Regions from separate parts of the Homo sapiens genome. Here region 2 is linked to region 1. Evidence: read pairs that join two places in POLR2A ChIA-PET (ENCODE). Cell type or tissue: PC-9. All regions are shown on one strand. Each heading gives the region's core, and the rest is flanking DNA. Links, peaks and the distances in the headings are about the cores only. Region 1 has its middle 8.3 kb from the start of MYO1E. Region 2 overlaps MYO1E (myosin IE).

What was found. ChIA-PET counts read pairs that join two places held together with the same protein. Peaks named below come from ENCODE experiments on the same cell type or tissue, not always from the same donor. Only the 100,000 strongest peaks of a DNase experiment are listed, where the experiment ranks them.
Region 2: POLR2A ChIA-PET joins it to region 1 with 7 read pairs; 4 of 35 experiments call an interaction of 5 or more read pairs at or near these places.

What each region holds. Positions count from the first base shown.
Region 1 is chr15:59,378,493-59,383,872 of GRCh38, forward strand. No RefSeq gene overlaps it. Among named protein-coding and RNA genes, the nearest start is that of MYO1E, 8.3 kb to the left of the region's middle. RefSeq lists an enhancer at 1,572-2,073. In PC-9, for the core only: no CTCF peak of the experiment used is centred there; a DNase peak (open chromatin) is centred at 2,629; H3K27ac peaks cover 1,589 bases.
Region 2 is chr15:59,197,264-59,202,643 of GRCh38, forward strand. It overlaps MYO1E (myosin IE), which reads right to left. Exons shown (of 28, transcript NM_004998.4): 16 at 5,063-5,144. Among named protein-coding and RNA genes, the nearest start is that of LDHAL6B, 6.9 kb to the right of the region's middle. In PC-9, for the core only: no CTCF peak of the experiment used is centred there; a DNase peak (open chromatin) is centred at 3,008; H3K27ac peaks cover 2,307 bases.

The sequences.
Region 1 (5,380 bases), core at 162-5,161:
GAGACCAGCCTGGCCAGCATGGTGAAACCCCATCTCTACCAAAAATACAAAAAAGTAACCGGGCGTGGTGGCAGGTGCCTGTAATCCCAGCTACTCAGGAGGCTGGGGCAGAAGACTCACTTGAACCCAGGAGGCAGAGGTTGCAGTGAACCGAGACAGTGCCATTGCACTCCAGCCTGGGTGACGGAGGGAGACTCTGTCTCAAAAAAAAATAAAATAAAATAAAATTATTTTGCCTTAAGAATTATTTTACTGAAGTAAAGGAATAGAAATGATTTAAATATATGCTTAAATTAGCAGCTTATTAAAAGCATGTTTGTGTAGATTTATTATTATATTTTCTCTGATTTAAATCAATATTTTCTTTTCTTCCAGTTTCAATTTGATTTTTACATTCAGAAGATAAACCTTGATCTTTCTCCAAATCTAAAAAATTTGGAGTTGAAACAATGATTAATACTAGTTATGGTGGTCCATGATCTAGCAAGGAATGAGGAAGTCCATGGAAATGAGCTTTGCAGATAACTAAATCTCTTGTCCATACCTTGATGTTCTTTATTTTCCCCACTCACTGTCAATGTTTACTTTCCTGTTGGATCCTGTGTATTCTTATAAGTCATCTGAGCTCTTTGCTACAACAAGGCAAGGCATGGATCAATAAATATGTGCATTTCAAAAAGTAAAAAATAACAAATCTCTGCATGAACCTTGCCTTTTTTCCTTTTTTCTTTCTTTTCTTTCTTTTTTTTTTTTTGTTTTTGTTTTTTTGTTTGTTTGTTTGACAGCACCACACTGTGTCTCCCAGGCTGGAGTGCAGAGGCACAAACAGGTATCACTGTGCCAGGCTCAAGGGATCCTCCCGTCTCAGCCTCCCAAGTAGCTGGGACCATAGGTACACACTACCTATAGCTCGGCTAATTTTTTTATTTTTTGTAGAGACAGAGTCTCACCATGTTACCCAGGCTGGTCTCGAACTCCGGGCTAAAGCAGTCCTCCAGCCTCAGCCTCCCAAAGTGCTGGGATTAAAGGCATAAACCACTACACCCAGCCAAATCTTGTCATTTTTAGATACCAAGACTTTTTTTTTTAACTTTAAGAAAAGTTTTTTCTGAATGAAACTACACATTTCATGGACTTCTGAAAATACATTGAATGTCAGGCAGCTTTTGCTTTAAGACTCAAGGTCATTACCATAAATATTGATTATTGCACAGGATTGCACGAACCAAGGTCCTGGGGGACTGTCAGATGAAATGACTGTTTGCCACTATCTTTCATGGTCTTGGACTGCTGTACTTATATGGTTCTCCTGTGTTTTTTTTTTTGGTGTGTGTGTGTTTATATCCTCCACTGGCAGAGACTTATTTATTTATTCATTTATTTATTTATTCATTCATTCATTCATTTATTTTGAGATGACATCTTGCTTTGTTGCCCAGACTGGAGTATGATGGCATGATGACAGCTCACTGCTGCCTTAAACTCCCGGCCTCAAGCTGTCCTCCTGCCTCAGCCTCCCAAATTGCTGGAATTACAGGTGAGTGACCACATCTGGCCAAGAGAGACTTTTTTCTGCCGTTATGTGTTGCTCCAATTTAGTCTCTTTTACTAACAAGGATCAGAAGAGCACATGGGTTACTTTAAAGAAAATAATGTTGTTTTTTTTTTTGAGGCGGAGTCTCACTCGGTTGCCCAAACTGGAGTGCAGTGTTGTGATGTCGGTTCACTACAACCTCCGCCTCCCAGGTTCAAGCGATTCTCCTGCCTCAGCCTCCCAAGTAGCTGGGATTACAGGTGCACGTCACCACACCTGGCTAATTTTTGTATTTTTAGTAGAGACAGGGTTTCATCATGTTGGCCAGGCTGGTCTCTAACTCCTGATCTCCAGTGATCCAGCCGCTGCACCCTCACAAAGTGCTGGGATTATAGGCGTGAGCTACCATGCCTGGCCTTTGCTTTATTTTTTTGCTTTTGTTTTTGTTTTTGTTTGAGATAGAGTCTCACTCTGTCACCCAAGCTGGAGTGCACTGGCACGACCTTGGCTCACTGCAACCTCTGCCTCCCAGGTTCAAACGATTCTCATGCCTCAGCCTCCCGAGTAGCTGGGACCATAGGCACGTGCCACCACACCTATCTAATTTTTGAATTTTTAGTAGAGATGGGGTTTTGCCATGTTGGCCAGGCTGGTCTCGAACTCCTGGCCTCAAGTGATCCAAGTGCCTCAGCCTCCCAAAGTGCTGGGATTATAGGCGTGAGCCACTTCACTAGGCCAGAAAGAAATTTTTTTTTAAAGTATACATGCCCAGGAGCCCAGGAAAAACAAGACAAAAGAAGGCAGGGCTGTGCATCTCTGCGTGGTTGGATGTTCTTTTCTTGTCTGTCTCTTGAAGCTTCTCCCACTTAACTCACAGTTGTTCCTCTTCCCCGATTTCAGCTTGCAAAGTGCCTGTAGCCTGTCACGATCTGACTTGGGCCCTAGAATAACGTTTTTTACAATGTTGCCCACAGCTCACTGGAAACTGCCCTCTAGACTTTTGATTCAAGTTCCATAGGGAGAAAGGGACGGAGAGAAAAAAAGAAAGAATCTGACTCACCCAGCTCAACCTTTTAAATCACGCCACCCAGGTCATAGGTCACTGACAAGGAAGGCTCTGCTGGGACCAGGTGCCTGTCCAGTCACATTCCAAGCAAATGCTGTGAGAGGAGTGATGTCCTAAAGCTTACTGCCCCATTAAAAAGAGATGGCAGATGGGGACAGAGTCTCTGGGGAAGGAAGACAGGGTAGACACTCCAAATTTAGGGCATGCAGCAGTTTGCTGACTTTGCCTGTCTGCTGCCTCGATTTCTACACTTAGTGAGTCCAGGAGGGTAATTCCGTTCACCTCTTCAATAGAAAAAAATGTATGGCCTTTGTAATGATCATCATCATTTCCCCTTTATCATCATTGTGCCTGTAAATGTGTTTACATACTTGAGATGTGACATCATTTTTCCTTTATTATCATGTACTTATAAATGTGTTTTTGATTACATGCCTTTAAATATTTGTGTAAACACATAGATGTGTGTGTTGTGTGTGTGTATTTAAGATGACATTTTTTTCTTTTTTTTTTTTTTTTTTGACACAGGGTCTCACTCTGTCACTCAGGCTGGACTCCAGTGGTGTGAACACATATCTCAAGCAATCCTCCTGCCTCTGCCTCCCAAGTAGCCAGAACTACAGGCGGTGCCAACATGGCTAGCTAATTTTTTTTTCTTTTTTTGTAGGACTGGGTCTTGCTATATTGCCCAGGCTGGTCTCAAGCTCCTGGGCTCAAGCGATCCTCCCTCCTCGGCCTCCCAAAGTGCTGGAATTACAGGTGTGAGCCACCATGCTCAGATAGATGACATGTTTTTCAATATATTGTTACAAACACTTGGGGAGATTGAATAGAGTGTTTCTTGGTGTTCAGCATGATGGCAGCATGGTTTCCAACTGACTACTGTTATCACTCACCACCACAACCAACCTTTACTGAGCACTGTTGTAGGTGCTGGAGAAGTAGAAGACAAGTTCCCAGTCCTCATAGGATTCACATGTTTACATGTACATCCAAAACATACAACAATGCAAGAGAGTTCTACCTTCATATAGAACACGTTCCCAAAACACACACCAATGTCAGATATATAAAGTTCAAAGACAAATCCGTGTGCTTTAAGCACAGGTTTCTATTTTCAGAGATCTAAAATGTAGCATAAAATCCCTGATTGTGTGCTGTCCCCTAGACATAGTCTTAAGCTATAATTCCAGCATGCATAGATGTTTTTAAAATCTGAGCATCTCCATCCTAGCTGAGCAAAGTTGACCACCTGAAGTCCAATAGGCAGCTTTAAGATTTGGGTCAGGCTATTTACCTTTATAAATCATGAATTTTTTTTTATCTGTAAAGACAGAGATAATAATAGTACCTTCATCATTTATTTCTCACATAGTGTTGTAAGAATATGAATTAAATCATATAAAGTAATAGCAATGATGAGTGATGCGTAGCAACGTCTCGGTATGAGTTGTCATTATTGAGGCTAAATATTCACTACCTTCTCCACACCTAATGATTCCCTTCTTTGTCTCAATTGTTTTATGTTTATGAGAACAACACTCCCTTTTACTAGTGTTTGCACTTATATTTTCTCCATATTTCACTAATTTTGAAAAAGCGACAAGGCTAAATGGAACCCAGTATGAATGTAATTGAGTAAATACTGTAGTTTGACAATGCTGGTAGCGCAGGTGGACCTGAGCTATGGACTGGCAGGCAGCACCGCCAAGAGATAGCTCAAAAGGTTCCTTTGTTGCCTGGCCCATTGTCCTGATGCCATGTAGGAAACATGGCTCAGGTGCATTTCTATACAATGTCTGTATCTGTGGAAAGGTGAATGTACAAAGGTCAACGGCACAAGGAGATGGCCCCTCTCTTTTATTATATTGAATTCCTGGAAATCCCGAAATAGAGCCAAACATGATAAAGTTGATGACAGTTTCCCATAGGAGGAATGCTTCAATAAGGACTTGATAACAAATGGATTATAAGTTGGACCAAGAATGTGATTCTAAAAACAGCTATGACAATTATAAGCTTCCATAATTTAAAGTAGTACAGTTTTGCTCCAAATTTTATAAAGTAAATATAAATATGCATTTTTATTATAAAAGAGACCTCAGTGAATTGAAAAGTGCATGACACCACATAACCACATAAAAAAATCACACAACTGTCACAAATCCTAGCTATATAAATTCCCTTTAAAAAGTGTCCCAGCTCCGGCCGGGCACGATGGCTCACACCTGTAATCCCAGCACTTTGGGAGGCCGAGGCGGGCGATCACAAGGTCAGGAGATCGAGACCATCCTGGTCTAACTTGGTGAAACCCTGTCTCTACTAAAAATACAAAAAATTAGCCGGGCGTGGTGGCGGGCGCCTGTAGTCCCAGCTACTCGGGAGGCTGAGGCAGGAGAATGGCATGAACCGGGGAGGCGGAGCTTGCAGTGAGCTGAGATCACGCCACCGCACTCCAGCCTGGGCGACAGAGCGAGACTCCATCTCAAAAAAAAAAAAAAAAAGTGTCCTAGCTCCAATAATGATTATGTAAACATTCCAGTTTCTTTTCAGTTTAAAAACTGCGAGTGGGTGTGAGAGTGGTGGCAGGGGGTGATGCTTAGAAATAATTTATAAAGTAGCGAAATTAGCCTGTAATCTCAGCATTTTGGGAGGCAGAGGTGGGAAAATTTCTTGAAGCAAGGAGTTCAAGACCAGCCTGGAAAGGCCGGGCGCGGTGGCTCACGCCTGTAATCCCAGCACTTTGGGAGGCTGAGGAGGGCAGGTCACGAGATCAGGAG
Region 2 (5,380 bases), core at 213-5,212, 180 kb before region 1:
ATTACAGGCGTGAGCCACTGTGCCCAGCCTACAACTTTTAATTTCCAAGAATAACTTTGCAAACTCTTTTGTCCTAAGTATTTAACAGCATTCCTTCTTTTTCACCTCAGCATAAGAAAACATAGAGAGGCAAGTGTAACTTAAGTTTATAAGTCACTTGCCATAGTCCTCTCCAGCTAAAATAGTGACAGATAACATTTACTGAGTTTGCAGTGCAGATTAGATACATGTATTATCTCATTTACGCCTCACAACAACCTGAAGAGGTGGCTACTATTTAATATTATTCCTGTTTTTTAGATGAGAAAGCTGGGCCTTAAAGAAACAAAGTATTGCTCAAGATGACACAATTTGCATGAAAGAGAAGTAAGGCTTGAACCCACGCCCATGGGCTACCAAGCCTGTTCTTTGGCAACAATCCTATCCTGCCTTGCTGACAAAGAGATGGGATCATTTAGTGTGATATAAAAGGAATTAACTGGTTGAGGTAGGATTAGACAGAAGCCACCAGGCTGTGAATAATTAATTTCAGCAAACAGAAATACATCTTAACCATCAAAATTATCCTGTATTTCAATAGCTATGGGTCAACTTTATTTACCTATTTTTAATTTTTGAAACAGGGTCTTGCTCTGTTGTCCAGGCTGGAGTAGAGTGGCATGATCACAGCTCACTGGAGCCTTGGCCTCCCAAGCTCGAGTGATCCTTCCACCTCAGCCCTCTGTGTAGCTGGGACTGGAAGCACATGCCACCACACCCAGCTAATTTTTGAAAAAAAATTTTTGTAGAGGTGGGGTCTCACTATATTTCCCAGGCTCGTCTCCAATCCTGGCCTCAAGCAATCTTCCCACCTTGGCCTCCCAGAGTGCTGAGATTACAGGTGTGAGCCACTGTGCCCAACCTTGGGTCAACTTAAGATGTCTGCTGAGGTGGTTGTGAAGCAGTAACTGAATTTAATCCTGATTCCAGCCAAGAAGGGTTCCTGAGTTAGGACAGAAAAGTACCAACAGCACTTGCTCAACAGAAGCAGGTGTTAAAATACGCAGACAGCACAGTGAGAAACGGCTCAGGGTGAAAGCTCCTCATTCTACCTTCAACAGAGATGACAGCAGGCCTGACTGTGGGTCCTGGCACTTTTATTTGCAAGTTACATGACTAATCACTAGATTTCTCTGGTCCTCAGTTCTCTATCTGTAAACTAAGTAGGTTGAACTAGAAGACCTCTAATTTAATCTAGAGATTGAAATACATATTAAAAAACAAACAATCAGGCTGGGTGCAACGGCTCACTCCTGTAATCTCAGCACTTCGGGAGGCTGAGGCAGGCGGATCAATTGAAGTCAGGAGTTCGAGACCAGCCTGGCCAACATGGTGAAACTTCGTCTCTACTAAAAAAAATACCAAAAAATTAGCTGAGCATGGTGGTGCCACCTGTAGTCCAGCCACGTGGGAGGATGAGGCAGGAGGATCGCTTGAATCTGGGAGGCAGAGGTTGCAGTGAGCCAAGATCGCATCACTGCCCTTCAGCCTGGGTGACACAGCAAGGCTCCATCTCAAGAAAAAAAACAAAAAAAAAACAAACCAAAAAAACCCCCAACCAATCCAATCACCTGCATGATGCCTGTACTTCCTCTGTCATGTCCCTTATAGCTCCAGCTGCACTCAGATAAAGCTATAGCCAGTCTGCCTTTGCCACCTCTGAGCTTGGTTCTGTTTCTCCGTAGCATCAATCTTTGGCTCTAATTTAAATATGGGATGAGTATCCCTTATCCGAAATGCTTGGGAAGGGAAGTGTTTCGGATTTTGGATTTTTTCAGATTTTGGAATATTGGCATTATACTTTATTTTTTGAGATGGAGTCTCGCTCTGTCGCCCAGGCTGGAGTTCAGTGGCATGATCTCGGCTCACTTGCAACCTCCACCTCCTGGGCTCAACCAATTCTCCTGCCTCAGCCTCCTGAGTAGCTGGCATTACAGGCTCCTGCCACCATGCCCAGCTAATTTTTGTATTTTTAGTAGAGATGGGGTTTCACCATGTTGGCCAGACTGACCTCAAATGATCCAGCCACCTCGGTCTCCCAAAGTGCTAGGATAACAGCCATGAGCCACTGTGCCCGGCCTGCATTATACTTTATAGTTGAGTACCCCTAATCTGAAAAGCTGAAATCCAAAATGCTCCAAAATTTGAAACTTTTTGAGCACCAACACGATGCTCAGAGGAAATGCTCATTGGAGCATTTCAGGATTTGAGATGCTCAACCTGTACTTGTCCCTTCCAGACACGACAATATCGAATTAAGTAAAACCTCAAAATCAAATGCTATTAAATATTACTATATTTATACTTTTATTTATAATCAATATAATAAGAGTTCCCATCAAATGAATATTCTATTAGTTAAATCCTACAAATCAGTTTAAATTTTTAAATAATTAGAATATAATGAAATCTATAACACTACGATGACCTTGAACACAAGTTTAATTTTTCTTTCAAGGAACTCAGAATCCTTTTAAACGCTTACGCCTCAGGGACATCGTTAAGATGACAATGATGTCTGCAAATTACTGTAGATATGGAACGTATCAGCGATTGGGCCATGGCTATGTATCTGTAAGAGGTACTGGGAGAGACTTTTATTCCTACGTGGAGGCAGACAGCCAGGCAGACAGAGGTCACAACATCCACCAAGGAGATTGTGCCTGGAGGTGGGAAAACATGCTGTACTCTCTTTAGGTAAACTGCTGACTTCAGCTTGACCTCCCTAGACAAGGGCCTGAGACTTGTAAACCTAAACATTTTGGAAACATCCCACAATGGTGGCACTTTGAGCCTTCAACCAGACAAGCATACGAAGGAAAGAAAGGGGACAAGTCTTTAAGGAGGAAAAAGTGTCCCTACCCTTGCTCTCCTTTTTATAGACAATAATCCAGACCACTTGAAAATGAGTCATCATAACCTGGATGATCTGGGCCCCTTGGATCTGAATGTGACAGTCTTATGACTCGATTTTCCAGCCCAGAGTTAATCCTTATCCAGGACTTTGCAGTAAAGGCATGAGTCAGACACTTCACGCAGACATTAATATCTGGGCCTCATGAGAATTTCATTTGTTTTCTGCCTTCAGCAATCTGCCCCAGTGAGCCTAACCCAGGGACTGTCCTGAGGCTACTAAATGTCTCTAGTTCTTTCAACATGATGTTCTTGACGCTCAGAGGGCTCTACCCTACAGCTGAAAGCCCAGGCTGGACTCGGTGGCTTGTGCCTGTAATCCTAGCATTTTGGGAGTCTGAGGTGGATCGCTTGAGCCCAGGAGTTCAAGACCAGCCTAGGTGACATTGTGACACCCCAACTTTACAAAAAAGAAAAAAACAACAATTAAGCAGAGACCAACAACGGCGATACAGGAAAGGGGCTAATGGGAAAGAATGTAGTCAGAGCATACATATACATCTTGTGTTCAGTATGCCTCAGGCACTGCGTTACATGCTTCCAATGAATTATGAAGCTGAATCATCACAGTAATCTCTTAAGATAGACACTAATATCTTAAGATAGACTCTTAAGATAGACTCCATTTTACAGGGAAGCGGTGAGGGCACTGAGAGCGTAAGTAACACCTTGGCAAGCACACAGCGAGGAAAAGCCAGAGCTGAGATTCGAACACAGGCGAGCAAACTCAAAGCCCTGCTGTCACTCAACCATTCCTTTGATTGTAAAACTGAGGAAGTATTCAGCTGGTATAATTTTTAAAAAAATTATTCTTAACCAGTATGATTTTAAAAAATAGCTCAGTGAGTATTTCTTAGAGTTACATGATTGTGTGTGACACAATGACAAAAACTATTTTTTTTTTTTTTTGGAGACAGGGTCTCGTTCTGTCCCCCAGGCTGGAGCAATCATGGCTCACTGCAGCTTTGACTTCCTTGACTAAAGCGATCCTCCTTCCTTAGCCTCCCAAGTAGCTGAGAGCATAAGATGTGAGCCACTACACCTCATTTTTATTTTTAGTAGAGATGGGGTTCTCATTATATCGCACAGGTTGGTCTCGAACTCCTGGGGTCAAGTAATCCTCCCTCCTCGGCCTCCAAAAGTGTTGGGATTACAGGCCAGAGCCACTACATCTGGCTGACACAGATTTTTTTTTTTTTTTTTTTTGAGATGGAGTTTTACTCTTGTTGCCGAGGCTGGAGTGCAATCGCGCAATCTTGGCTCACTGCAACCTCTGCCTCCAGGGTTCAAGTGATTCTCCTGCCTCAGCCTCCTGAGTAGCTGGGATTACACTCACGTGCCACCACGCCTGGCTAATTTTGTATTTTTAGTAGAGACAGGGTTTCTCCATGTTGGTCAGGCTGGTCTTGAACTCCTGACCTCAGGTGATCCACCCGCCTCAGCCTCCCAAAGTGCTGGGATTACAGGCGTGAGCCACCGCACCCAGCCCACAAACTCTTAATTCAGTGTAATTAAGTGTAAACTCTTAATTCAGTGTAATGGCTCAGGTACCACAGAACCCTGCCTACTTCCTGAGAAACACTGTAAGATTTCCTTCAGACTTTGAGACACCATGTGGCTAGATGTGTCTTCAATTCACAGCAAGGAGAGGCCTGTAGGACCCAGTGAGGAGGGATGCATAAATTGCCCCTAAAAGACCAAGTAGAATTTCTGGCAAGTAACGTTCCATAACTGGCAGGTTTTTGGGCCTGGCCTGGTAAACTGTCAACAGTATCCAAAACATGGCTCCGAACCATATTTCTCTGACAGTTTAACATAAATTCTTCCAGGTTCTGTTTAAAGCCATTTCCTCTTAGAAAGTAGCTGATTATCATCTGCTGACTATTAAGCTATGAGGTACTTAATATCCATTTAAGGTTTCGGTACAGCCAAGTCAAATTCAGCTTGCATCCTGGAACCTTGTAACAAGCAGCGATGTTACTTCTGGGCATCTTCTGTAACCACCTCCTCACGTCTCACTGACCTCATCCTGGCCCAGGGGTGCAGTTCCTTACTCCTAGAAAGCGCTAGCCCTTATAAGAATCTATAAACTTCCTAAAATAGAACTAACCTTTATTTTGCTTCCGGCAGTAGTTGGGCGCCCTTTCTTGTCAGCCTGCAGATTTTCCGGAAATAAAGACTTTATGAAAGGCCTGGAAAAGGAGAAAGAGAATGAATTAACAATCTGTAAGTACCTCTGGGGCTGAAAGCCTGCCTTTCTAGAGGATGGGGTGAAGGGCCGTCCCCAGGCACATAACCTTGGCTACAGAAAAGCCATCTGACTCACAGCGCGGGCCATCAAGATGTGACTTGGGGAAATGAACAACGGACAAAAGTCATGAAGGGAAAGAATTCTAAGATATAAGCAATTTGGAATCAAAGACTGCAA